Linked DNA regions of Homo sapiens: region 1 is linked to region 2. Evidence: chromatin loops called from intact Hi-C (ENCODE). Cell type or tissue: Calu3. All regions are shown on one strand. Links, peaks and the distances in the headings refer to the core of each region. The heading gives the core; the rest is flanking DNA.

Region 1 (11,929 bases), core at 969-4,968, 76 kb before region 2:
GCCAGGGTGGGCAGATCACCAGGTCAGGAGATCGAGACCAGCCTGGCCAACGTGGTGAAACTCCATCTCTACTAAAAATACAAGAATTAGCCGGGCGTAGTGGCGCGTGCCTGTAGTCCCAGCTACTCTGGAGGCTGAGGCAGGAGAATTGCTTGAACCTGGGAGGCAGAGGTTGCAGTGAGCCAAGATCGTGCAACTGCAGTGCAGCCTGGCAACAGAGTGAGACTCCGTCTCAAAAAATAAATAAATAAATAAATAAAAATAAAAAAAGAACAAATAAAAATCTGGATTGGTACAAGATACATATGGAATTTGGGGATTTGTTTATTCAGGAAAAGATCATATGCTTCTCCAAAGCAAATACAATTTCTTTTTTGAGGGCTGGAGATTTTTCAGTGAAATGTAACTAGACAAATTCTCGAAGAGCTGTAACACTAAAATTTCATTCAATTTTAGTGTTGAAAGTGGAAGTATCTTAGGCTTTAAAAATCAGGCAAACCTTTCTTCTAATCGGTCACGTAGTTAGTTGTATGACCCAGGGCCATTTACTAATGCTTTAGAAGTTCAAGTTTCCTCCTGCAAACAAATGGCAGTGATTTTGCTTATTTTGCTATAGATCGTGAAAGTTAAAACACATATGAAAGCACCAAGTAGAGGATCTAGCATGTTAGATATTATTTAACCAGTTATTTTTTTCTATTCTTTTTTCATTCCTTCAAATAGTTTCACCTTCACATCATTTTTCTTAATGCATCTTTTCAGAAATACATCTAATGGATTCAGCAATATTCAATGATAATAACAGGATTATGTAAATAATATATAGTTTTCTGTATGTGTTTGGGGTTTGTTTGTTTGTTTTGAGACAAGGTCTGGCTTTGTCACCCAGGCTGGAGTGCAGTGGTGCAGTCTCTGCTCACTGCAGCCTCCCTCTGCCTCCTGGCCTCAAGCCATGCTCCCACCTCAGCCTCCTAAGTAGCTAATTTTTGTATTTTTCTTAATGGAGATGGAGTCTTGCTATGTTGTCCAGGCTTGTGTGTGTTTTTTAAATGTTCTTCCCACAGATTTACAGCTTTTGAAATGGGACAAAGTTCCATAGCAAATGCCTGGCAGAGTTGCTGGTCAATAGTAACTGAATTTTCAGTTTTAAGATGCTTACATTGAGTAATAGTTTTCTTTTTTTGTGTTTAGAGACAAGGTCTCTCTCTGTCACCCAGGCTTGAGTGCAGTGGTATAATCATAGCTCACTGAAGCCCCCATCCCCTGGGTTCAAGCAATCCTCCCACCTCAAGTGCGAGCTGGCACACCTGGCTCAGAGTAACAGCTTGAGTGTCTGGAATCTGGATGAAGTCAGTATACTGAGATTTGTGCTTATTCTAAGTTTACAGTGGAACCCGTTGAACCTTTACGTGCCTCCAGCTTTGCTTTTTGTTTTTTTTTTAAACCTTCCAGCATCTCCACAAGGCATAAATGTACCATTTTCCTGGTTTTGTAGGCATGGATGTTAGAATATAGAAGTTGCCAGTATGTATCTATCTGATACACAGTTTCAGTGAACAAGGATTAAAATGGAGATTTCCTGGCTCTTTAGCCATCCTGTTCCTTTTTGGTATCTTGGGATCACCTGAATAAAGTAATATTAATAAAAAACACTTACATAGAACACTTAATATGTATTCTTACTACTGTTCTAAGTGCTTCTACTTACATTAAATTCTTACGACAGCTAGTAGAGAGATAAACTATCTTGCCCAAAGTTAACACAGCTGTTAAGTTACAGACTGGGATTTGAAATCAGGCAATCTAACTCCAGAGTCACTGTTCTTAACCACAGTGCTATATTGGAAGTAGATTTATATATATATTTCAAATTGCTTAAATTTTAAAAGGTTTTGTTTTTAGGTTGGTTAGATTTTCTAGGCAAGTAAAGCCTACTAAAATAACTCTTTTATAATTATTTAAATATTATTTTATTCAGTGCTTTTGTTTTTAAAAAAAAATCGTTTGGTTCTTATAGGCATAAGGGCCATGTGTTCTGAAATTATTTTGAGGCAAGAAGTTTTGAAAGATGGTTTCCACAGGTAAGTTGCCTGTTGATTTCTATTTCTATTAAAATAATGTGTCATATAATTGAGAGCAAAAAATTGATGGTTGAAATTTGTATAAATTGAAAAATCAGGCCAGATGCGGTGGCTCTCATCTGTAATCCCAACACTTTGGGAGGCCGAGGCAGGCGGATCACAAGGTCAGGAGTTTGATACCAGCCTGGCCAACATAGTGAAACGCTGTCTCTACTAAAAATACAAAAATTAGTTGGGCATGATGGTACACACACCTATAGTCCCAGCTACTTCAGAGGCTGAGGCAGGAGAATCACTTGAACCCGGGAGGTGGAGATTGTGGTGAGCCGAGATCATGCCACTGCACTCCAGCCTGGGCAACAGAGTGAGACTCTGTCTCAAAAAAAGAAAAAAGAAAAATCACTTGCTTCCTCAAAGTTACTCAGTGATGGCATATGTGGTTCACACTTTGAAATAATGATTAACTGAGTGGAGCAAAGAAGAAAACAAGTATGTATTGTTTACCACGTACAGTTGTCCCTTGGTATCTGAGGGGATTGGTTCCTCCTGGACCTCCCCTGAGGACACCAAAGTCCTCAGATGCTCAAGTTCCCTATATCAAATGGCATAGTACTTGTATAGAACCTACACACACCCTCTCATATACAGAGGTTGTTATATATATACAACTAGTGCCTATATATACAATATTCCATTTAATCTTCACAGTGGCATGAGATAGATGATTTTTTCTTATTTTTCAGATGAGGGAGGTAGAGCTCAAACAATTTAAATAATTTGGTAGAAATTAGGGTGATAGAGCTCTGACTCTAGCTTAGTACTATTATACTTCAAAGCCATCTCAAGTACTATGATACACTGCTCTAAATCACTATGTCTTACTACAGTTGATTCTAAATGACCAAGCTGTTTCCAAAAAAGAAATTATCTTCAAAAGATGAATATTTGCCCATATTGAAGATCTTTAAAAGTCTGGTAAAAAGGTGTGGAAACTGTTCCTTAAGAAAACTTGCCCAAACTGAAGCTTCGCAAGGTGATTATTTTGAAATGATTCTCAGATACTTAATATGTAAATTCTGATTCATTTATTTTTTTTTAATTTTTTTATGCTGGGCACGGTGGCTCATGCCTGTAATCCCAGCACTTTGGGAGGTCGAGGACCCCGGATCACGAGGTCACGAGTTCGAGACCAGCGTGGCAAACACGGTGAAACCCCATCTCTACTAAAAATACAAAACATTAGCCAGGCGTGGTGGTGGGCGCCTGTAATCCCAGCTACTCAGGAAGCTGAGGCAGTAGAATCGCTTGAACCCGGGAGGCAGAGGTTGCAGTGAGCCGAGATTATGCCACCGCACTTCAGCCTGGCAACAGAGCGAGGCAAAACTCCGTCTGAAGAAAAAAAAAAGGGGGGGAAGGGTATAGTTATTTCACCATGAAGTATATTTGTGTTAGGTTTTTTGTAGATAGCTTTTTATGAGTTGAGGACTTAATCTTAAGTTTCTAGTTTCCTGAGAGTTTTCTTTCATGATTGGGTGTTAAATTTTGTCAGATACCTTTTCTTCCTCTGTTTTGAGAGGATCATACAATTTTTATATTTTATTCTCTTAATATGATGAAGTACATTGATGTTTCCAGTAGTGAACGTACTCCTTGGTCATGCGATATTATCTTCTTGAAATATATCTGGATATGTTTTGCTAATAACTTGCTTAGTATTTTTACTTGTATGTTCATGAAGGCTACTGGCCCATGACTCTGTTGTGATGCCTTATTCTGGTTTCACTGTCTGGGTATTCTTGGCCTTATAAAATAGTTTGGGAAACATTTTCTTCTCTAGTTTCTGCTTGTGTAGCATTGGTATTATTTATTCCTTTAATGTTTAATAGAATTTAACAATGAAGCTCTGTTTTTGTGTGTGTGTGCTACATTTAGGATTGTTCTTGATGCTCTTGATAATTTCTTGATGAATTGGATGAATTGACCCTTTTATCTTTGTGTAATGTCTTTCTTTATGACTGACAATATTCCTTGTCCCGAAGTCACCTTATTCTAATATTAATATAGCCATCCCATATTTATTATTAATATTTGCATATCTTTTTTATCCTTTTACTTTTATCGTCTTTATCTTCAGTGTGTTTCCTGTAGATAGCATATAGTTCAGGGTGGCCAATTTTTTTCTTTCCAAATCCCAAGACCTTGTGAAAGGAGTTGCTGTTTTATCCATCTGTCAGTCTCTGCATTCTAATTGGAGTGATTAGACCGTTTATTTTTAATGTAAATATTAATATGGTTGGTCTGGTTTAAATCTGTCTAGCTACTTTTTTATCTATTTGTTTTTCTCTTTGTTGCATCTAGTCTTCTCCTTCTTTTCTTGCCTTATTTTGGGTAAATTGAGTATTTATTTTTTATTTTTTTATTATTATACTTTAAGTTCTAGGGTACATGTGCACAATGTGCAGGTTTGTTACATATGTATATGTGTGCCATGTTGGTGTGCTGCACCCATTAACTCGTCATTTAGCATTAGGTTAAATTGAGTACTTATTAAGCATTCTATTTTATCTCAATTTTTGGATGATTAGCTATACCTCTCTGTTTTTAATTTGTTGCTTTAGGGTTTACAACCTGCAATCGTTACCTATCACAGTCTACCTTCAAATAATTTTATTCCATGTCACAGATACTGTTTTATCAGGATAGCTTCATCTCCTTCTCTTTTCTATGCTGTTGTTATCACATATTTTACTTTATTTTTTACTTGTGTTATGAACCCCACAATATATTGTTACTGGTTTTTCTTTAAGCAGTCACTTTTCACATTATTTATTTTAATTGTGATAAAATACCCATAACATAAAATTTACAATTTTAACTTTTTTTTTTTTGGTATGGGGTCTCGCTCTGTTGCCAGGCTGGAGTGCATGGCGCGATCTCGGCGCACTGCAACTTCCGATTCCCTGGTTCAAGTGATTCTTCTGCCTCAGCCTCCCGATTACAGGCGCCTGCCACCACACCCAGCTAATTTTCGTATTTTCAGTAGAGATGGGATTTCACCATGTTGGCCAGGCTAGTTTCCATCTCCTGACCTCGTGATCCGCCTGCTTCGGCCTCCCGAAGTGTGGGGATTACAGGCGTGAGCCACCGCGCCCGGCCTAATTTTAACGATTTGTAAGTGTGCAATTCAGTGGCATCAAGTACATTCACGTTATTGTGCTACCATCACCACCATCCATTTATGGAACTCTTCGTTTTGTACAACTGAAACTCCTTGCCTATTGAGCAATAACTACTCATTCCTCCTCCTCCCAGCTCCTGGCAACCAGCATGCTTGTCTCTGTGAATTTGACTCCTCTGGGTACCTCATATAAGTGGAATCATATAATGTTTGTGAAGCTTATTTCACATAGCATGATGTTCTCACAGTTCCTTCATGTTTTAGGGTATGTGAGAATTTCCCTTCTTTTTAAAGCTGAGTAATATTCCATTGTATGTTTGTACCACATTTTGCTTATTTGTTCATTGTTGATGGGCACTTTGGTTGCTCCTGCCTTTTGGCTGTTGCAAATAATGCCGTTGTGAACAGGATTTACGGTTGTCTCTTAAATGCCTGCTTCATATTCCCAGAAGTGGAATTGCTGGATCATGTGATAATTCTATTGTAATTTTTTGAGAAATTGTCATAGAGTTTTCTGTAGTGGCCACATCATTTTACATTCCCACCAGTGATGCTCAAGGGCTCCAATTTGTCTAGCAATCATATTTGAAAGCAATTAAAACATGAGAAAGAAGTCTTTTATATTCCCCCACATACTTATCATTTCTGATCTCTTCTTTCTTATAGATTTATGTTTCTATCTAGTATCATTTACTTTCTGTCATTTCTTGCAGTGACAAATTCTCTTAGTTTGTGTTTGTCTGAATCTTTATTTTGCCTTTATTTTTGAAGGATTTTCCTCCTGGATATAAAATTCTAGATCGACAGCCTCTTTTCTTTTAGTAATTTAAATAAGTTGCTCCATTATCTTCTAGCTTATTCTTATCTTTGTTAATCTCTCCATCATTATTGATAGCTTTTAAGATTGTTTTCCATTGACTGGATAATAATGTGCCTTGATGTGATTTTCTTTGTATTTATCCTGCTTAGGGTTGGTTGGCTTCTTGGATTTGTAGACTTATAATTTTATGAAATTCAGAAAGTGTTCAGCCATTATATCTTCATTTTTTTTCTGTTACATTCTCTTCTCTTTTTTAGGAACTCCAAATATATGTATACTAGACTACTTGATATTGTTTAAAGGCCATGGAGGCGGTTCCTTTTTTCTCCCTGGTCTTTTTTCCTCTCTGTGCTTCAGTGTGGGTAGTTTCTGTTGCTGTGTCTCCAAGTCACTGATCTTTTCTTCTTCAGCATCTAATGGCTTTTAATTACATCTGGGTAAGTTTTTATTTCGGAAATTATATTCTTCATCTCTTAAAGTTGCATTTAGTTTTTTAAAAAATATCTTCTCTCTCTCTCTCTTTTTTTTTTCTTGAGACAGGGTCTTGTCTCTGTCCTCCAAGCTGGAATATAATGGCGCTATCAGAGCTCACTGCAGCCTCGACCTCCTGGGCTCAAAAGATTCTCCTACCACACCCTCCCTTGTAGTTGGGACTATAGGCACACATCACCATGTCTGGCTAATTTTTTTATTTTTTTAGAGACAGGGGTCTCTCCATATTGCTTAGGCTGGTCTCAAACTCCTGGCTTCAAATGATCCTCCTGCATCATTTGAATCCCAGCCTCCCAATGTGCTGGGATTACAGGCATGAGCCACCATCCCCGGCCTATTTTTTCTTTTTTCTTTTTTTTTAGATGGGGATTTGCTCTGTCACCCAGGCTGGAGTACAGGGGCATGATCTTGGTTCATTGCACCCTCCACCTCCCAGGCTCAAAAGATTCTCCTGCCTCAGCCTCCTGAGTAGCTAGACCACAGGCATGTGCCACCATGCCCGGCTAAATTTTGTATTTTTGGTAGAGACTAGGTCTCACTGTGTTACCCAGGCTGGTCTCGAATTCCTGAGCTCAGGCAGTCCACCTGCCTCAGCCTTCCAAAGTGCTAGGATTATAGGCATGAGGCACCATGCCTGCCCTCTGGCCTGTTTTTTTCTGTGTAAATATCCAGTTGTTTCAGTGCCATTTGTTGAAAAGACTATCCTTTCCCCATTAAATTACGTTGGTACCTTTATTGAAAATTGTGTGAATGTTATTGGATTCCATTCCTTTTCATTGATCTTTGTCTATTTTTACAATAATGCTATAGTGGCTTATGACATGAATTATGAAAGATCTAATGGATGATTCTGACATGTTATAAATATTTCATTTGACCTTATAATCTACTTTTGGAAAATGAATTTTGAAATACAGTGTTTTCACTAATAGGAATACAGTGTTATGTTATCTCATTTAACAGTTGAATGAAGAGATTTACTTTCAATGTACTTGTCTTACAGAGACCTTTTAATCAAAGTGAAGTTTGGGGAAAGCATTGAGGACTTGCACACCTGCCGTCTCTTAATTAAACAGGACATTCCTGCAGGACTTTATGTGGATCCGTATGAGTTGGCTTCATTACGAGAGAGAAACATAACAGAGGTACAGTTATTAGGGGATTTTTTGGGAGAGAAATTAATTTAGGGGTGCTGTAGTTTGGATTAAGGAAAAATAGTAGGTTTTCTTTTCATTTTGTTAAAGTGTATAAAGTGACATTTTTAGAGATAGACTGGGCATAGTCTTTGACAAGTGAGTGACTCTTGTCAGGAATAAGCCAACTAAACTGAGCTAGTTAAATGCTTTTTAAGGTGGTTCATAGTTCAGTGACTAAGAAAATTATCTGGGTGTATGTGTATGTCTTGAGAAAATTAATGATTAATAAATAGTGCCTCAACAGTAACTTTGTTAATGAGAATGACATATACCCCAACATCTGGGTAAGTTTGATATGTGAGGAGAAGAAACTAATATTTAATAGATGTCTATATGCCAGATATCTTCATTTTCTTTTAAAAAGAAAGATCGTGTCCTGCACCCTTTACATAAATTAATCTTTATAACAACCCTGGAGGTGGAATCTCCATTTTATATATAGGGAAACTGAGGGCTGGGTGCAGCGTCTTACGCTTGTAATCCCAGCACTTTGGGAGGCCAAGGCAGGCAGATTGCCTGAGCTTGGGAATTCGAAACCAGCCTGGGCAACATGGCGAAACCCTGTTTCTACAAAAATACAAAAATTAGCCAGGTGTGGTGGTGGGCGCCTGTAATCCCAGCTACTTGGGAGGCTGAGGCCGGAGAATCACTTGAACCTGGGAGGCGGAGGTTGCAGTGAGCCGAGATCGCATCATTGCACTCCAGCCTGGGTGACAGAATGAGACTTTGTCTCAAAGAAAAAAGAAACTGAGGCGCAAAGAGGCCAAGTAACTTATCCAAAATCACATAGATAATTGGAAGAGCCAAAAAATGGATCCAAGATTGTCTAGTTGTAATGTTGTTGCCCTTGTTGGACCTGAATCTTACCCCGTAGTTAGAAAAGTTTCCCCAACTTTGGTAAGAATTCCCTGGGGGCACTTTTGTACAGAGTATTGCCTTCCAGGGAAATCCTGATTCAGTAGGCCTAGATTGGGCCCCAAAATCTGGTTTGAAGAACCCAGATGATTTCTTTTTTTTTTTTTTTTTAATTATTGTGGGTACGCAGTAGGTATATGTAACCTAGGTGATTTCTGTTAAGAAATTTTGGGAGACACTGTCTTAGTTGATAAGATTATAATCTACTTACGAATTTTTAAAACTGTAAAATAGATGCATCTATAGTTATTCATGATGGCAGTTTATTTCTAATCGTGGTTTAGGCCAGTTTCTTTATCCATTTATTTTATTTTAATTGTTTTTGAATAAGTAATTACATTCTCATGGGTTCATTGAGTAGATATAAAAAGGTATGCAATGATAACATTCTGCCTGTGTCAACCACTAATCAGCAAGTGTGTTCTCAGTTTTTTGTGTATGTATGACAGTTTACATACACATACAATTATGGAAGGACCTCATTTTTTTTTAATTTAATGTTTTTTTTTTTTTTTTTGAGACAGAGTCTCTGTTGCCTAGGCTGGAGTGCGGTGGCACAATCTTGGCTCACTGAAACCTCTGCCTCCCAGGTTCAAGTTCTCCTGCCTCAGCCTCCCGAGTAGCTAGGATTACAGGTGCATGCCACCATGCCTGGCTAATTTTTGTATTTTTAGTAGAGGTGGGGTTTCACAATGTTGGCCTGGCTGATCTCGAACTCCTGACCTCAGGTTATCTGCCCACCTTGGCCTCCCAAAGTGCTGGGATTACAGGCATGAGCCACCGGCCAGAAGGATCTCATTTCTTTTCTTCAATGAATTATGAATTCTAAATGAGGCTATTCAAATTTAAAATAATAGATTTCAAATTTCAACACAGTTTTTGGCTTGTAAGGATATGGGTTGGAATCATATTTAAATCTACTTAATAAAATCACTTACCGTGTTCTAAGAAAATCAAAGTTTTTTGGATGGGGGTTACCCAAAAATTCATATCTTTGGATGGGGATGAGATTTGGATGTTTGAAGGTTGACTGTTAGAAGAAAAGGGTACAGGTAGAGAGTGCCATTATAGATTGATTAACAAGTTTATCTTGATCTTGATTTTCTGCTTTCTAATCTTCTAATCCATAATTATAAGCCTTGTAAGTGTATTTACTTCTTTATTTTGGAAACTTCTAGAAAAATAGATGTTACATTTGTGACGTTTAAATATATGGAATTTGATGCCTGACATATTCCTTCTGCCTAGTTGAGATTATGGCCCAATTCCTCGTACAGAGAAACTTTGTTATGCTAAGTGTTATTATATAATAAGTGTAACTGGGTAGAAGGAATTTATATGTAGGGACTGATTGATGCTTGTATACCTGGATTAATGTCTTGACTCTGCTCCAGGAAATAAAATTTTTGGCTGCAACAAATGGAACTGTGGGCCCAGATTAAATGAGTGGTGTGCCAGCAAAATGCTTTGTAAGGAGTTTGTGATGGTTTGTGAATAATTTGAAAATAAATGCAAGCCTTAAGTAGGTTCACCAAGGATAAGGCAGATCAAATAAACCTCATTTCACTTTTTTAGGTAGGGTTATTAAACATATTTTTTCATCAGAAGTCTCTTAGATTCTTTGAAAGCAGTATAATATTAGATTGAAACGTATAAAATTGCTGTTTTGTGGGTCAAAATGGAAACAGTTTTTGAAACCATAAGTTTTACTCAAAGTATGTAGTATTAAGGCTTCTGCTTCTGGTCAAGTGGAGAACAGGTAACAAATTTAGTCTCTTACTTGAAACAAGCAAGAAATAGACAAAATATATGAAATAATGAAAAAAGTCATTGAATATCAGGCAATGAAGGGCAGAGATATCCGAGAGAAGGGAAGTAAGTAAGGTGAGCCCTACTGTCATCCAGCTTATTTCCTTGAGAATATTTTCAGGCTTAATGCAGGGAGGAGAAACTCAAGCAGAGCCTAGTGGACTTTTTGAGTTGAGGAGATAAAGTTGAGATGCTGGGCAGGCCAAGGTAACTAGAATTCACGGGACAGTGTACCAGAGGGGAGAGAACGTCATAGAGGCAGAACTGCAGAAATAACAGAAGGTTCCTTTCAAGTATGTAGCTGAGTATTTATCAGTGTGTATATGTTAGGAAACTACCTGATGCCAGGGAAAGAGCCATCTGACAAAATGAGCGGTAACAGTGTCTGGTACTCACACAGGGACAGGAGTAGTACCTCGTCCCAGCAACCAGACTGAGAAAAGCCTTATAATTTCTTGAACAATGGAAAAACAGAGAACTTTTACTCAGTAGCAGGGAATACTTAGCCACAAACTGAACATTGCTTTAGTCCTGCATAACAAATCTTAAAAACAAAACCTTAAAAAAATATCAAACTTTTTCTAAGTAACTTATCTGCATCCCAAACAAAGCTCAAGAATATGTATAGGGATATAGACATATCCAGCAAGATCAAATTAGCAATTTCTTGACTGTAATAATAAATTAGCAGCTAGGCAAGGATGGGGGGAAAAATGACCTATAATGAGGAGGTGAATCAATCAGTTAAAACCAATCCAGAATTGACCCAGATGTTAGAATTAACATCATCTCTACTAAAAATACAAAAAATTAGCCAGGCATGGTGGCGTGTGTCTATAGTCTCAGCTACTTGGGAGGCTGAGGTGGAAGGATTGCTTGAGCCTAGATGGTTGAGACTTCAGTGAGCCATGATCATGCCACTGCACTCCAGCCAGGGTGACAGAGTGAGACCTTGTCTTAAAAAGAGAAAATAAGAGGCTAGGTAAAAAAAAGAATAGGCAGCTCATGCCTATTATCCCAGCTCTTTGGGAGGATGAGGCAGGAGAATCACTTGAGCCCAGGAGTTTGAGGCTGCAGTGCACCCTGATTGTGCCACTGCACTCCAGCCTGGGTGACAGAGTGAGAGTCCGTCTCAAAAAATAAAATAGTAGTACATATAAAGCATAGTGAGATAAGGCTGCCAAAAAACTAATGCAAGTTTTGCCTAAAGAAGGTAATATTGCTCCTGTACTCTATGAGTACTTCAAATGCAGCTAATATGATGAATGATTTGGAAACCATGTCATGAGAACCCAGGAGAACTGTGAACATTTCCCTTGTCAGGAGAAGACTTCATGGCGGCGGCTATGGTTGCCTTCTGATAATTGAAGGATCCCTAGTGGAATAAGGAACGAATTTATTGCAGACATTGTAAGCAAGAACAACTGGTAAATGTTAT
Region 2 (16,470 bases), core at 5,511-9,510:
TTTGCCTTCTCACCCTTTCAGTAGTATATTTTAATGAATAGAAGTTATTAATTTGATATGGTGGATTTGATCAATTTCTCTTTTTTTTTTTTTTGAGATGGAGTCTCATTCTGTCACCCAGGCTGGAGTCTAGTGGCTCAATCTCAGCTCTCTGCAACCTCCGCCCCCCGGGTTCAATCAATTCTCCTGCCTCAGCCTCCCGAGTAGCTGGGATTACAGGCGCCTGCCACCGCGCCCGGCTAATTTTTGTATTTTTAGTAGAGACAGGGTTTCATCATGTTGGCCAGGCTGGTCTTGAACTTCTGACCTTGTGATCCACCTGCCTCAGCCTCCCAAAGTGCTGAGATTACAGGCGTGAGCCACCGTGCCTGTCTTCAATTTCTCTTTTTTGTGGTTCGAGCTTTTTGTTTTTTAAGAAATTTTTGTCTTACTTGAGGTCATAAAGACATTTTCCTGTATTTTTTCTATAGCTTGCCTTTTACACTTTAAATCTTTGAGCTAGCTGGATTTTATTTTTGTATATTTGTGAAAAGATTCACTTTCACTTTTTTCTTTAAACTTGGATAGTATCCCAGACCCATTTATTGAGTCTTCTATTTCCCCACTGACCTAGACCACCATTATTTGTCAGGTTTCCATGTGAGAGTCTGTTTCTGTGTTCTCTGCTTTATTCCATTAGGTTATTTGTCTGTACCTGAGCTAATAGTAGCACCCTGTCTTGATTACTATATCTTACAATCTTTTTTTTTTTTTCTTTGAGGCAGGGTCTCACTCTGTGACCCAGGCTGGAGTGCAGTGATATGTCTTGGATCATTGCAACCTCCACCTCCCAGATTCAAGTGATCCTCCTGCCTCAGCCTTCCAAGTAGTTGGGACTACAGGTGCACAACACCATGCCCAACTAATTTTTGTATTTTTTGTAGAGACAGGCTCTCATATGTTGCCCAGGCTGGTCTCAAACTCCTGAGCTCAAACGATCTGCCAGCCTTGGCCTCCCAAAGTGCTGGGATTACAGGCGCGAGCCACCACACCTGGCTCTTATATTGATTGTTAATGCCTGATGGAACAAATCTCTTAACCAGATTCTTCTTCAGAATCCTGTTAATTGCTTTGGCTTTTTGCATCTTTCTATAAATTTTAGAATCTGTTTATCATGTACTTTAACAGAAAAAAAAACCTGTGGCTACTTTGATTAGAATTGTATAGACTTTGGGCCGGGCACCGTGGCTTATGCCTGTAATCTCAGCACTTTGGGAGGCCGAGGCCGGCAGATCACGAGGTCAGGAGAGCGAGACCATCCTGGCTAACAAGGTGAAACGCCATCTCTACTAAAAATACAAAAATTAGCCAGGCATGGTGGCAGGTGCCTGTAGTCCCAGCTACTCTGGAGGCTGAGGCAGGAGAATGGTGTGGACCCGGGAGGCAGAGCTTGCAGTGAGCCTTGATTGCGCCACTGCACTCCAGCCTGGGCGACAGAGCGAGACTCCGTCTCAGAAAAAAAAAAAAAAAAAGAATTGTATAGACTTTGTAGGGCAAATAGGGGAGAATTGCATCCACCTTTGTAGCTGAGGGTGGGGAATCTGCAGAGCCTTTGTGTAGCCTGTTTACAGGGAAGTTTAGTTGCATGTCGTTTTCAGTCTCAGAGAGACAGAGATGTGTGGAATGTTTGGAGGGTAGGATGCTTCTTGATTCCTCCTGTTTCCTGGAGCTCTACCTCCCTTTCCTCTTACACTTATTGCTCCTACCTGGAAGCTGAAACACAGCCCAGTCACTGGGGCCCAGCTTTCGGCATTAGGAATGAGGGAGAACCTTGTGTGTGTTTACACATCCGTGCTTTTGTAAACATAGAAATAACCTGCTCTGTTGCTCTCACTGGATTATCCCGTTCATCACCCTAGTGGTTGCCTCTGGGTCCGCTCATTTCCACCCACCTTGCTTCTAGTTTCAGCCACCTGCAGCAGTTTGCAGAAGCATTTTCCCACTGACATCCTAACTGCTGCTTCTCTCGCTAGTCTTATGCTAATTGCTTTTCATTCTGGAGCATTCCTCGTGGATTTTATTCTGTGAAACACTCGGTTTTGGTGTAGAAGGGAGAGAACTTCAGTATGTGCTCAGTACATCATCTTGAAACAGAAGAGTCTAAAAGGCAAACAATTGTATTTCCATTTTTTAAAAATCATAATGACCTTAAGACTTTTGCCATCTCTAATGTAAGGCCTGATCTAGAGATAATTCATTTTATTCCACTAAAAAATTTACATCCCTTACTGCTTTCCTTACTAAAAAAACAGCTAATATTTTTATAAAAAGAAAATAAAGACTCTAGGATGTTTTCACTTATTAATTACTGGTTTTAATTGGTATCACCAAAAAACTCGAAAATTATCCTTTTGGATCGTGCCGTTTTAAGGCAACTTGACAGAACAGATCTTTTTTCCATGCTTGCTAATGTGTGTACTATGTGAATAATCAGAGATGAGTGATAAAGCAGATAGTGTCCCTGCTCCCACGACAGCAATCTCAAACCATGGTATAGAATTACAAGCCATGAAAAGTGGTACAGAGGCAGTGCACAACATGTGTCCAATCTGCAGTGTCTGGGAAGGCTTCCTAAGGAGGTCATAATAGAGCTGAAGACTGCAGGATGGGTAAGGGAAACGATAGTTACAAAGTGTGTTCCATGCCCGGGAAGAGCCTGTTTCAGTGGCCCACCTACAGGAGGGATCAGAGCACATCCATGGAGCTGAGTGCCGCCCGGTGTTACTGGAAAGCAGAGAGGGAAGGACAGAGAATTACAGCAGGGTGTATGTAGGCACTACAGACAGCAGAAGAGGCTGAAGAGGTAGGCAGTGACCAGGTCATAAAGGGCCTTGTATTCTATGCTACAGAGCTCACATTTTATCCTGTTTCCTGGGGAACCATTACAGATTTTTAATCAGGGGAAAGACCTGGCCATCTCTCTGTTTTAGTTAGGAGAGAATGGTAGGTATATAGAAAAAAGGTTTTGTTCGAAGTGTGAGAGTGAAGTTGGAAACTAGTTAGGAGGCTTTTGCTGTAGCCCAAGTGAGAAATGGCCTAACTAGTCTACTAGTTTAAATAATGAAAATGTCAGTGAGCCATTTGACTTTTTAAAATAAGCTTTATTCATACAGCTAGAGTTGGATGGTATTGTCTTTATTAACTAAAGCAATTTTCACATCTAGCTATTCAACCTATAAGCACCTTCACTTCTGGTTGGTTATGACTTAGATCTGTAAACAACCTTTCTGATTAAAAAAATGAATTCTGAGATTAATAATAGTAACCCATACTTCTCTGCCTATTTCCTAGAGGAGTGGTCCCCAACCTTTTTGACACTGGGGTAATGGTTTCATGGAAAACAATTTTTCTTTTTTCTTTTTTGTTTCATCTTGTTGCCCAGGCTGGAATGCAATGGCGTGGTCTCAGCTCACTGCAACCTCCGCCTCCTGGGTACAAGCAATTCCCCTGCCTCAGCCTCCCGAGTAGCTGGGACTAGAGGTGCACGCCACCACGCCCAGCTAATTTTTTTGTATTTTTAGTAGAGACAGGGTTTCACCATGTTGACCAGGCTGGTCTCGAACTCCTGACCTCAGGTGATCTGCTCACCTCAGCCTCCCAAAGTGCCGGGATTACAGGCGTGAGCCACCGTGCCTGGCCGGAAAACAATTTTTCTGTGGGGCTGACGGGGGGGTGGTTTCGGTATGAAACTCTTCCACCTCAGATCATCAGACATTAGTTAGATTCTCATAAGGAGTGTGCAGCCTAGATCCCTCTCATGCGCAGTTCACAATAGGGTTTGCGCTCCTATGGGGATCTAATGCTGCCACTGATCTGACAGGAGGTGGCGCTCAGGCGGTGGTGCTCACTCCCCACTGCTCACCTCCTGCTGTGCCACCCAGTTCCTAACCGGCCATGGACCTGTACTGGTCCACGGCCCTGGGGCTGGGGACACCTTTCCTAGAGAATTCTCTGCTGTGTCATGGAATTTGAAGCTATTACACATCAAAAGAACAAAGGAGGAATTACTTATGGTTAGACTAGAAACAGAAGAGTCTTCCTTTTAAACAGATAAAGGGTTTCTTTTATTTGTTTGTTTAGCCTTAGATGTAGCTTGAAAGCAGTCTAAAAGGTAGTGCCCTAGAGAATGTGACAGTAGCCTACTTAGGATTCTTTTCAGTACCTTTTGTCAACATGTGACTCAGGGTCTCTGCCTCTTGGCTGAAGGTTGCTGCCTGCCTGCTGCTGCTGTTTTGTTGTCTAATGAAGTTGGAAAATGATTCTAAGAATCTTTTTTTCTCCTAGGACACTAGTTAAATTGTTTATTTTATTAAAATAAGTTTTTTGCCCTGGTCTATTACTTCCCATCAAGTGATCTGGTTGCCTGGTGAACCTCCCGTAGATGGTTGTGTTTGATAAGCAGAAGTGGGAAGTTGACCTCCTTTCATTTTATGAAACATGAACAGATTTCAGATTTCTCCAAAGCTAAGGTGTAACATGTAGGGGTCCGTCCCGCAGACCCTGACCCAATGACGGATGAATAACTTACACTGACACAGATGTTATGCTTGTCAGTCCAGCTGAGAGTCCGGGCCACTTACAGACTCCCAGGAGAGTGCTGTAAAGCGTTGCAACCATCGGCCTCAACTAGCCAAGGAAGCTTGCATTTATTTAGTATAGATTAATTGACAAAGGCTTGAGTCAACACACCTGTGGGTAATTCACCTGGTCGCCCCCACCCTGGAGAGGGCCATCTTGCCCACCAATGATCAAAGGTTAGTCTTAGGACCACATGAGTAAACAAGCTCTTTAGATAAACTACTTTATATTCCTTTGTATCTGTACCTTAAGCTCTCTGGCTCCTGAAAAGAGAATCTGGCTACCTTCAGCCAAACTTTGAAGCTATGCAAAACTCCCCGGCCTTCCAAGCAGGTTTGCTTTTTTCTATTCCTATAATTTCTTCTGCCATCCTGACTGAACCCCCACATCTACATAAATTTATTGTGATTGGCCCTCTATTTCTGGGCTTCTAGAGTCGTTATATAAGAGTATTAAAGACATTCTGTTGGTATAGCAATATCTTTCCAGCACATTGTTCAATTCCAGACATGCTTTAGTATCTTTTTGTTTTAGACACTGTTTCTAATATCCTTTCCTTTTCCCATTGAGACTATTAAAATACAGAGAGTACCTGTATGTGTGTTATGTAAAAACAAATGGCATTGAACAGATTTTTAGGATTTTATGTTTATTTTGAATGATCTAATGTGGCTCTATCTCAAGTTCTGCTTAATCGTTTTTGTGTTTTTCCTTTAACTTTTTACTCTATACTCCTATCATATATGAAACTTTAATATATTTCTCTAAACTCTTAACGTTTCCAAGTTGAAGAATATGACTAGGCCTTAGACACAACAGGAACCAGGAATACTCTTGCTAGATATGTTATCTCTCACCCTTCTTTTTATATTTTTTTCTTATTTTATATTTCTTATTTCAGAATGTTTTTTCTTTATGTGTTAAGAAATATAATTCCTGGGCCGGGCGTGGTGGCTCACGCCTGTAATCCCAGCACTTTGGGAGGCCGAGGCAGGTGGATCACGAGGTCAGGAGATCAAGACCATCCTGGCTAACAAGGTGAAACCCCGTCTCTACTAAAAATACAAAAAGTTAGCCAGGCGTGGTGGCGGGCCCCTGTAGTCCCAGCTACTCGGGAGGCTGAGGCAGGAGAATGGCGGGAACCCAGGAGGCGGAGCTTGCAGTGGAGCTGTGATCGCGCCACCGCACTCCAACCTGGGCGACAGAGCGAGACTCCGTCAAAAAAAAAAAAAAAGAAATAGAATTCCTGGGCTCAGTTTCTTACAACTTCAGACACTAGTGATAGACTGATTCTCAGGGAGCCGAGTCTGGCTTAGCTGCTCAGGTGGCTGCCCCTGCACCAGTTGCTGGAGGGTGTGTGGGAAGCTGTGCTGACCTGGCTTGAGTTAGGTGCCCACCTCGGACCAGTCATCTGTGACCATAGTCGTGTAAGAAAATGGCATCTTTCCCAACTATCTGCATAGAGGAAAGGTGAGGGAAGTTTCCAAAAGTAGGATGCTGAGCAGATTTTTTTAAAAGAAAGAACACATATAATCATAGTACATTAAATTGTAAACTACTAGTTTATCGTTAACTAATAAATAATTTCTCCTGTATGTAGGGTATTCCGTTAGAAGCCAAGGGACATAAAGAAATGTTGAGTGCACGACCTCAAATTACTCAAAGTCTAGTGAAAATTGAGAGAGAGGTAATTTATGATAGACGTATTAATAATTGTGTTTCAGTAAAGAGAATCCAGGCTTAACAGTTTCCTTTCCCTCTGCTCCTGTCCATAACCAGCATTCCCTTCCCTCTCACTGTGACCAGATCTCTTTTAAGTTACATGCCTAGAGAGGAGATGGACATTTGAGCATAAATCCCTCATTACTAGTTAAATAAGTATTATTGTGTTTCCTACCAATACTAAACTAGTAGTATCTTTGTAAACAAAGAAGAGCATACGGTAACATTTCCAGTCTTATATGTATAGACTTATCAAACAGCATGATTTTTAACTCTTTGATATTAGAAGAATCTTCTGGTTAAACACAGCATGTTGACCACATACAGAAGCATTCTATTTACTCTCCCTCCCAAGACCCAACTAAAATGACAGAAAAAAATATATATATATACACACACACACACACGGTCAAAGAGAAAAAGAGAGGAGACAGTATTGTGAAAGAGGCTTCAGTACACATTTGGAAGGCAGAAGTGGTGGAAAATTGGCACCTGACTCAGCAGGACAGAGAAACACATAACCTAAGCGTTTGCAGAGGGGAATCTGTGAGAAGGGAAACAAGTTTCCCTTGTAGAAATTCTGGAAGCTCAAGATTTAGAGGCACACGACACTGTGTCGGAGTGGGGGTAGGATGCACTACACATGCTGAGGAGAAGGGGGATTAGTTGAAAATCAACATCGAAAGTGTCAAAGGCCCCCCAGGACTCCTCCTTTACACCCCACACATCCATGTAAGTGTTATCCCCATCCTCCGGAAGGAAAAAAGAATAAACTGGGATTTACATTTATTTCCAGAGAATTTAAACCACAGAAGCCTCTGTTCTTATCAGGGGAGTCAGGAAAAGTTGAAGCACCAGAATAAAGCAGGTGACTTCATGCAAGTCAGCATTTTCAACTCCTTTCCCCATCCTGCTTTCAGAATACCTGCAGCCTGACTCACAGCCTCAGACAGGAGATTGGAAGATTTTTCTCTGGATAAACAATGGCCTGGGGAAAAAAATACTTTAGGTACCTTGCATGCATGCTGTCCTTATCTTTAGTGTTAAGGTTGGCTTAACTCCCAGTTAGCTTTTTAATACTTTCTATATGAGTAGACAGTACAGGATCACCCGACATTTATGAAAAACCCTTTATAAATGAGAGGGAGAGTCCAAAACAATAGGGATAAAAACAGGAACTTAAAAGAAATAGACAGTGTAAGGAGAAAAAAAACCCCAAACTGCAGCCTGTGCATACACACATACTGTATAATCGTCAAAGAGAGGAGATAGAGGAATCCATGAAACAAGAAAAGAGTTCGCAGAGAAAGAATGATCAGAGAACAATGGAAAACAGTTCTTGGAATATCAACATTTAAAATTACCAAAACAAACAAAAGATAGCAATAGAAAGAAGAGTGGAAGATAATCAAGAAAATTCTCCCTGCTGGAGCGGTGGCTCACACCTGTAATCCCAGCACTTTGGGAAGCCAAGGTGGGTGGATCACTTGAGATCAGAAGTTCGAAACCAGCCTGGTCAACATGGTGAAATCCCATCTCTACTAAAAATACAAAAATTAGCTGGGCTCGGTGGCGTACACCTGTAATCCCAGCTACTCAGGAGGCTGAGGCAGGAGAATCACTTGAACCTGGGAGGCGGAGGTTGCAGTGAGCCAAGATTGCGCCATTGCACTCCAGCCTGGGCAACAGTGCAAGACTCTGTCTCAAATAAAAAAAGAAAAGAAAATTCTCTCAAAGAATTAAACAGAAATACAAAGATGGAAAATATGAGAGAAAAGATAACAGTTAAAAGATCTGACTAATGACAATTAAGTGGAGGACATAGTGACTTCTAGCTCTAAAATGGTGGTGTAGAAGCACACTGGCTTCACTCACTCTGCCCTGCCACCACAGAAAACCAAGAACATACAGCACTAAGATGATCACCAGCAACATCCAAGAACTCAGATATGAGAAGGAGACAGTTCCCAGGGGCACAGAGAAATGAAAGAACTCCAGGCATGCTGTAAGAATCGGACTTCCGTATCTGCAACACCCGTTCCCCCTGTCCGCCTGGCGCCAAGTGTGGGAAAATCTCCCCCAATTCACAGTGTCTACACAGGAAAAAGTGAGATTGAAGAAGACAGCCACCTTCTCCACCATCTTGGGTTCCCTGGCAGGAGGCCTGTCCCTGCCTTAGCCCACAGGTGGCATAGGGAGAGCTACCCTGAGGACAGCCAGAGGCAGAGGAGGGAGGCGGGATTACTGTTCCCAGCCTTGGAAACCCTGCTGTATAACTCAGCCAAAGGGGATGCCAAATAGAGCAGCTGTTCAGCAACACCATGTTGTAGGAGGTTTATTCCACAGGACCCTTGGCAGGAACCCTGAGCCACCCTTCCTGTACTGCTACCAGAATATCCCCTTGGGGACTCCTCTCTCCCATTTAGGATGGGCTGCACTCTGCTAGAACCCAGGCAAACCTGGGCTTATGGTGCCATTTAGTGCTGGAAAGGAGGCAGCAACCTAGGCTCGGGGGTGAGGAAAAGAAAGAAAATCAACAGGTAAATTACAGAGACTCTCTAAGCAAACATATCCAATAAAAACCAGACTAAATATCCTCATACTTCTTTGAAAAATGGCTTAAAATTTTCCAAATTTAATGAAAACTGTAAACCCACAGATTCAAGAAATTTAACAACATTTGAGCATAGGAAACATGAAAACTACACCAAGGCTTACTGTAATCAAATTGTTTAAAACCAGTGTTAGGGCTGGGCACAGTGGCTCATGCCTCCAATCCTAGGATTTTGGGAGGCCAGTGTGGGAGGATCACTTGAGCCCAGGAGTTCAAGACCAGCCTGGGCAACATGGCAAAATCCCATCTCTACAAAAAAAAAAAAAGAAAAAAAGAAAAATTATCTGGGCAGGGTGGTGTGCACCTGTACTCCCAGGACTTGGTAGGCTGAGGCAGGAGGATTGCTTGAGCCCAGAGGTTGAGGCCGCAGTGAGCTGAGATCGCACCACTGCACTCCGGCCTGGGTGTCAGAGCGAGACCCTGTTTCAAACCAAAAACAACAACAACAACAAAAACACAGTGATAGAGAAAATTTTAAAAGCTACCAGAAAAAAAATGAAAGACTCATTATATATATAGGACGAAGATAGAGTGATCCCAGACTTTATTTAAGTAACAGTGCAAGCCAGAAGACAAGGGACAACATCTTTAAAGTATTTAAAGGGAAAAAAATCTATCAGCCTAGAATTCTATACTATTGAAAGTGTCTTTCCAAAACAAAGGAGGACACAGAATTTTAAATGCGTAAAAGCTGAACGAGTGTATCGTCAGCAGACAGACTACAAAAAATGTTAAACTAAGCCCTTCAGGCAGAAGGAAGGTGATGTCAGATGGAAATGTGGACTCACAGGAAAGAATGAAAAGCACTGGATGTGGCACCTCCGTGGTTCTGGACCTTTTTGGCACCCGGGATTGGTTTCGCGGAAGGTAGTTTTTCCACAGACCCAGTGGTGCGGGGGAATGGTTTCGAGATGAAACTGTTCCATCTGAGGTCATCAGACATTAGATTCTCATAAGAAGCGCACAACCTGGATCCCTCGCGTGTGCAGTCCACAGTAGGGCTCACGCTATGCGGTCCAACGCGGCTGCTGATCTGACAGGAGGCGGAGCTCGGGCGGTGATGCTCACTCACCTGCCACTCAGTTCCTGCCGTGCAGCCGGTTCCTAACAAGCCTCGGACTCTGGTACCAGTTTGTGGCCTGGGGGCTGGGGACCCTTGTGGTATGCGTTCTTTCTTATCTAAATTTCTTTGAAAGATAATTGTTTTGAGTTTTTAAGAAAACAAAGCACTGATACACCTTGTAACATGGATGAATCCCAAAAACATTAAGTAACAAAAGTCATTCGCAAAAGACTGCATATTGTTTGGTCCCATTTATATTAATGAGCAGAACAGGCAAAAGCTATGGAGACAAAGTAGATTGGTGGTTGCCTGAGGTTTGGGGTGGGGCAAGGGCTGAAATGGGGAGTCATTGCCATTAGGTGCAAGGTTTCTTCTGGGTATGATAAAAATGTTCTAAAGTTAGATTGTGATTATGATTGCACAACTCTAAATATACTAAAACCCATTGAAGTGTACAATTTCAACAGGTGAACATGATAGTATATGAAGAGTTCTAGCTTAAGAAACAACTGAGTAGATAAAAGGGAATCTCAAAATACTTAGTCCAGAAGAAGGCAGAAAAGATTGATAAAAACAGACCTACCTACAAGAAATCTACTTTAAAACATAAAGCCACAAAATAGGCCAAAATGAAAGGATACAAAAAGGTGTGTTAACAATTAAAAGAAACCTGGACTGGCTGTATAAACAGCAGACAAACTAGAGTTTAGAGCTAAAAAATACTATCAGTGATAATAAGGAAGGTTGTTATTTCGTGATAATAGGACCAGTTCATTAAGATGATATAATAGAACTAAATATTTATGTACCTAATAACAGCTTCAAAATTCACAAAGCAAAAACTGAGAGGATTTCAAGAAGAAACAGACAAATTCAATTATAATCGGAGATTCCAAAACTTCTCTCAGTAATTGGTAGAAAAAGTAGACATAAAATCGCTAAGGATATAAAAAATTTGAACGTAACTATCAGCCAACTTGACCTAATAGACGTTTATAGAACACTCCACACAATAACAGTAGAATATACATTCTCTTTAAAGACACATGAGGTCTACTTTTAAAAATTCTCAAAAATGTTGGCCAGGCACGGTGGCTCATACCTGCAATCTCAGCACTTTGTGAGGCTGAGGCGGGCAGATCACTTGAGGTCAGGAGTTCGAGACCGGCCTGGCCAACATGGTGAAACCGTCTTTACTAATTATACAAAAATTAGCTGGGCGTGGTGGCAGGCGCATATAATCCCAGCTACTTGGGAGACTGAGGCAGGAGAATCGTTTGAACCTGGGAGGCAGAGGCTGCAGTGAGCTGAGGTTGCGCCACTGCACACCAGCCTGGGCGACAGAGCGAGACTCCCTCTCAAAATAATAGGCTGGGCGCAGTGGCTCATGCCTGTAATCCCAGCACTTTGCGAGGCCGAAGTGGGTGGATCATGAGGTCAGGAGATCAAGACCAACCTGACCAACATGGTGAAACCCTGTCTCTACTAAAAATACAAAAATTAGCCAGGCGTGGTCGTGGGCACCTGTAATCCCAGCTACTTGGGAGGCTGAGGCATAGAATTGCTTGAACCCAGGAGGCGGAGGTTGCAGTGAACCAAGATTGTGCCACTGCACTCCAGCCTGGGCAACAAAGCAAGACTCTGTCTCAAAAAAAAATAAAATAAATAAAGGATTTAAATTATATAAAGTGTGTTCTTGTGATCATAATATAATTCAATTAGAAATCAGTCACAAGAAGGTCTCTGGAAATATTTGGAAAGTAAAGAAAGCACTTCACAAATAAAAAGATATTTAGAAAATATATTAAGCCGAATGAAAATTCAAAACATCAATATTTGTAGGATACTGCTAAAGCAGTACTTAGTGGAAAACTTATAGTATTAAACACCATATTAGAAGAAAAGATTTTAAATCAATGACTTTAGCTAAGCCATCTTAATAAACTAGAAGGGAAGAGCAGATGAAATCCAAAGTAAGTAGAAGAAAGGAAATAATAAAAAGCAAAATGGGAATAAATGAAATAGGGGGAAAAAGCAGCAGAGAAAATCACTGCAACCAAAAGTAGATTCATTTAGAATGTCAATAAAATGGATAAACCTATAGCCAGACTGACAGGGGGCAGTGGATGGGGAGGAGAGACACATTACCAATATTGAGAATGAGAGAGGTGGTGGCACCCCTACAGATTTTACAGATATTAAAAAGATGGTATGAACAAATATGTACCAACTTTTTTTTCTTTTCTCTTTTTTTTTTTGGAGAAGGAGTCTTGCTTTGTTGCCCAGGCTGGAGTACAGTGGTGCGATCTTGGCTCACTGCAACTGCCACCTCCCAGGTTCAAGTGATTCTCCTGCCTCAGCCTCCCTAGTAGGTGGGATTATAGGCATGCATCACCACGCCCGGCTAATTATTGTATTTTTAGTAGAGACGAGACTTCACCATGTTGGCCAAGCTGGTCTTGAACTCCTTAGCTCAAGTGATCCCTCTGCCTCAGCCTCCCAAAGTGCTAGGATTATAGGCATGAGCCACTGTGCCTGGCCAATGTTAAATTCTTAGCAAGATTTTAGCAGTTGGAATCCAGCAGTGTATAAAAAGGGTAATACATCATGACCAAGTGGATTTCGTTGGTTTAAGTTTGAAAATCGATGGATGTTATTTACTGTATTAACACAATAGAAAGGATGAGCCATGGGTTTGTCTCAATACATGGAGAAAAGGCATTTGACGGAACCCAGTATCCATTGCTGATAGAAGTGTTCAGCAAACTTGGAATAGAAGAGAATGCCCTTTAGCCTCATAAAGGACATCTTTTAAAAACCTACCATTGGCATTAAACTTAAGGGTAAAAAGAATGACAGTTTTTCCTCTTAGATCAGGAAAAATAAAATTTCTCTTCATCCACTTTTATTCAACAATGTACTGAAGGGTCTAGCTAATGTAGTAAGGCAAAAAAAAATTTTTTTTAAGAAAACGAATAAAAGGAATCCAGATTGGAAAGAAGTAAACTTGATTTTATTCACCGACAACATGATTGAATTTTTGTAGCAAAATTGTATATTTACAAAAATACTAGTGGAAGTAAGTGTAATAAGGTTTCAGGATATAAGATTAGTATTCAAGAAACAACTGTGTTTCTTTATGGCTGCAATGAATGATTAAAAAGGGAATTTTAAAACTGCCATTTGCAATAGTATCAAAACCAGGAAATACCGAGGCAGAAATCTGATGAAACAGTGTGCGCTCTGCACTGATAACTACTGCTCTGTTTCTAAGTGTCCCCCAGAGTTCATGTGTTAGAAACTGAAGCCCCAGTAAGAGAGTGTTGAGACATGGGACCTTCAAGAGGCGACGCGAGTGCTCACGGATGGACTCATGTCTTTATTGTGGATGCGAGTTGCTTATAAAAGCCAGTTTGGCCCTCTCCTGCTCTCTTTCTTGCAATGTGATGCCTTCGGCTACGTTATGACACAACAAGAAGGACCCTCACCAGGTGTGGCTTCTTGGTCCTTGACCTGGAGGACTTTCCAGCCTCCAGGAGAACTGTGAGCCAAATGAACTTTTATTTTTTTGAGGCAGTCTCACGCTGTGACTCAGGCTGGGGAGTGCAGTGACACAATCTCGGCTCACTGCAGCCTCCACCTCCTGGGTTCAAGCAATTCTTGTGCCGCTATACTCGGCTGAAGTTTGCATTTTAGATACAGTGTTTTGCCATGTTGGCCAGATGGGTCTTGAACTCCTGGCCTTATGTGATCTGCCCACCTCAGTCTCCCAAAGTGCCAGGATTACAGGCATGAGCTACTGCTCGCAGCCAGCTTCTAATGTTTATATTAATCAATTGCATAGGCAGTGGTATTCTGATAAAGCGTACCGAACGGATGAAGACAACTGCAAACACTGCTGAGAGAAATTTTTAAAGACCTAAATAAATGAAAAGATTTGCTGTTTTCATGGATCAGAAAACTCGGTGTTGTTAAGAAATCAAGAAATAAATTCTCAGCCAGGTGCAGTGGCTCATGTCTGTAATCCCAGCACTTTGGCAAGCCAAAGCAGATGGATCGCTTGAGGCCAGGAGTTTGAGACCAGCCTGGCCAACATGGTGAAACCCCATCTCTACCAGAAATTATAAAAATCAGCCTGGTATGATGGTGCATGCCTGTAATCCCAGCTCCTCAGGAGGCTGAGGTAGGAGAATTGCTTGAACCCGGGAGGCAGAGGTTGCAGTGAGCTGAGATCACGCCACTGCACTCCAGCCTGGGCGACAGAATGAGACTCCCTGTTAAAAAAGAAAAAGAAAGAAAGAAAGAAATTCTCCTTAAAATTCATCTGTATGTACATTCATTCCAATTCTAGTCAGAATTCCAACAGGCTTTCTGTAGAAATTAATAAGCTTATTCTAAAATTAATAGGGAAATGCAGAGGACCTCGATTACCCAAACAGCTTTGACAAAAGAAAAAGAAGACTTATGTGACATAGTTTCAATGCGTATTACAAAATGGCAATAAAATAATCAAGGCAGTCTGATAGTGGCATAAAGGCAGACAAACAGATAATTGCAACAGAGCAGAGCCTTCAGAGATAGACTCACACGTGTACAGACAATTGACTTTCAACAGTGGCTCCAAACAGGAACCAAAATGGCGCTGGCCTTCTAAATGGCAACACTGGAAATGCTGAGGGTTCCAACTTATATATATATAAAATTAGTGAAGAACTATCACTAAAGGGATAAATCAAGAGGAAAACGTAAGATCCAGAAAATAGATTCCAGCACATACAGGGCAGGAGTGAAGGGATGTCATGGACGGTAACTGCAGGAAGCGTAGGCATGAGCTACTGCAGATTAGAGCAGGAGGAGCTGAGAGGGAGGGGGTAGGGGGAAGGAACTGATGTGTTGGAGTTCACAGAGAACATTATTGATAGGTGTGTGGCAGAAATGTTGCAGAAATAATTTACAATCGGACCATAGAAAAACTGCATAGTTTTAAAATGTGGCAATTAGTAACTCCACTAAAAAAGGATTATGCTTGCACAAAAAAGGAGAGGTGGTTTTGTCAACTACTTGTCTTGACAGTGTGTATTATCTGCGGAGTCACAGTAATGCAAATCTGACTTCCTGATGAATGTAGCTGAGTGGAAATGGGGTTTGCTGTGTTTGCTGTCCACATTGCTCAGCATCTGAGATGTAGCCCTTTGTGAGAGAGCTGGTGCCCGAAGGGGGTGTCTCTTCTGCCTGTGCTCTGTTACTCAGGCCTGCCGTTGGTCACTCCATGTGCCTCCTCAGTGTTTGGTTGTGTCCAGCCCTACTCTATGGCAGGACAGTCTGCTTTACTTCATTTACTAGTTTCCTATCAGCCAGTTTTTAGGGGAAATCTTTTCTAGAATAACTTTGATTCTAGTGTGTTTTCTAGAATAACTTTGATCCTAATATGTTTTAGGAAAAATATAAACATAATATGCCGGGCATGCGGTGGCTCACATCTGTAATCTCAGCACTTTGGGAGGCCAAGGCAGGTGGATCAGGAGTTTGAGACCAGCCTGATCAACATGATGAAACCCTGTCTCTACTAAAAATACAAAAATTAGCCGGGCATGGTGGTGGGCACCTGTAATCCCAGCTACTTGGGAGACTGAGGCAGGAGGATGGCTTGAACCCGGGAAGCAGAGGTTGCAGTCAGCTGAGATTGCACCACTGCACTCCAGCCTGGGCAACAAGAGCGAAACTCCATTTAAAAAAACAAAAGACAAAAAATAAAATTATAAGTGCCTTTACTAGTCTTGTTTAAATAGGCTGATTCTTTCTCTTTTTTTCTAATGCCCCCTAGGAAGTAAAAAGAAAGAAAAGGAACGGCCAGAAATTTCTCCTCCATCTGATTTTGAGCACACCATCCATGTTGGCTTTGATGCTGTTACTGGAGAATTCACTGTAAGTTAACCTAGTTCGGGCCCATTTATAACGTTTAAAATAGCACTCAAACATTTTCCTTCATTATTAAATTTGAAATTAACATTTCAGGCCAGGTGCGGTGGCACACGCCTGTAATCCCAGCACTTTGGGAGGCCAAGGCTGGCAGATCATTTGAGGTCAGGAGTTCGAGACCAGTGTGGCCAACATGGTGAAACCCCATCCCTACTAAAAATACAAGAAAATTAGCCAAGCGTGGGGGTGTATGCCTGTAATTCCAACTACTCAGGAGGCTGAGGCAGGGGAATCATTTGAACCTCGGAGATGGAGGTTGCAGTGAACAGAGACTGTGCCATTGCACTCCAGCCTGGGCAAGAAGAGTGAAACTCCGTCTCAAAAAAAGGGAAATTAACATTTCTATCTATACGTTAACTATGAATTCTTACTGCTTTTTGCTTTTTATAAAAGTGTTAGTGGTTGGATATATCGTTTTCCTAGAGAGCAGAGCCTATTAATTATAGTTATGCAAAACAGACTTAGAAAAAATAGA

Evidence for each region. Hi-C counts contacts between places; a loop is a spot of excess contacts. Peaks named below come from ENCODE experiments on the same cell type or tissue, not always from the same donor. Only the 100,000 strongest peaks of a DNase experiment are listed, where the experiment ranks them.
Region 1: a loop joins it to region 2, with 3 times the contacts of the local background. A loop is called at or near these places in 2 of 110 quality-filtered maps.

What each region holds. Positions count from the first base shown.
Region 1 is chr3:196,714,841-196,726,769 of GRCh38, forward strand. PIGX (phosphatidylinositol glycan anchor biosynthesis class X) reads left to right here. Exons shown (of 6, transcript NM_017861.4): 2 at 2,018-2,081; 3 at 7,575-7,716. Among named protein-coding and RNA genes, the nearest start is that of PIGX, 8.4 kb to the left of the region's middle. In Calu3, for the core only: no CTCF peak of the experiment used is centred there; no DNase peak of the experiment used is centred there.
Region 2 is chr3:196,786,087-196,802,556 of GRCh38, forward strand. It overlaps PAK2 (p21 (RAC1) activated kinase 2), which reads left to right. Exons shown (of 15, transcript NM_002577.4): 3 at 15,841-15,941. Among named protein-coding and RNA genes, the nearest start is that of PAK2, 54 kb to the left of the region's middle. RefSeq lists an enhancer at 814-1,520. In Calu3, for the core only: no CTCF peak of the experiment used is centred there; DNase peaks (open chromatin) are centred at 6,965 and 7,265.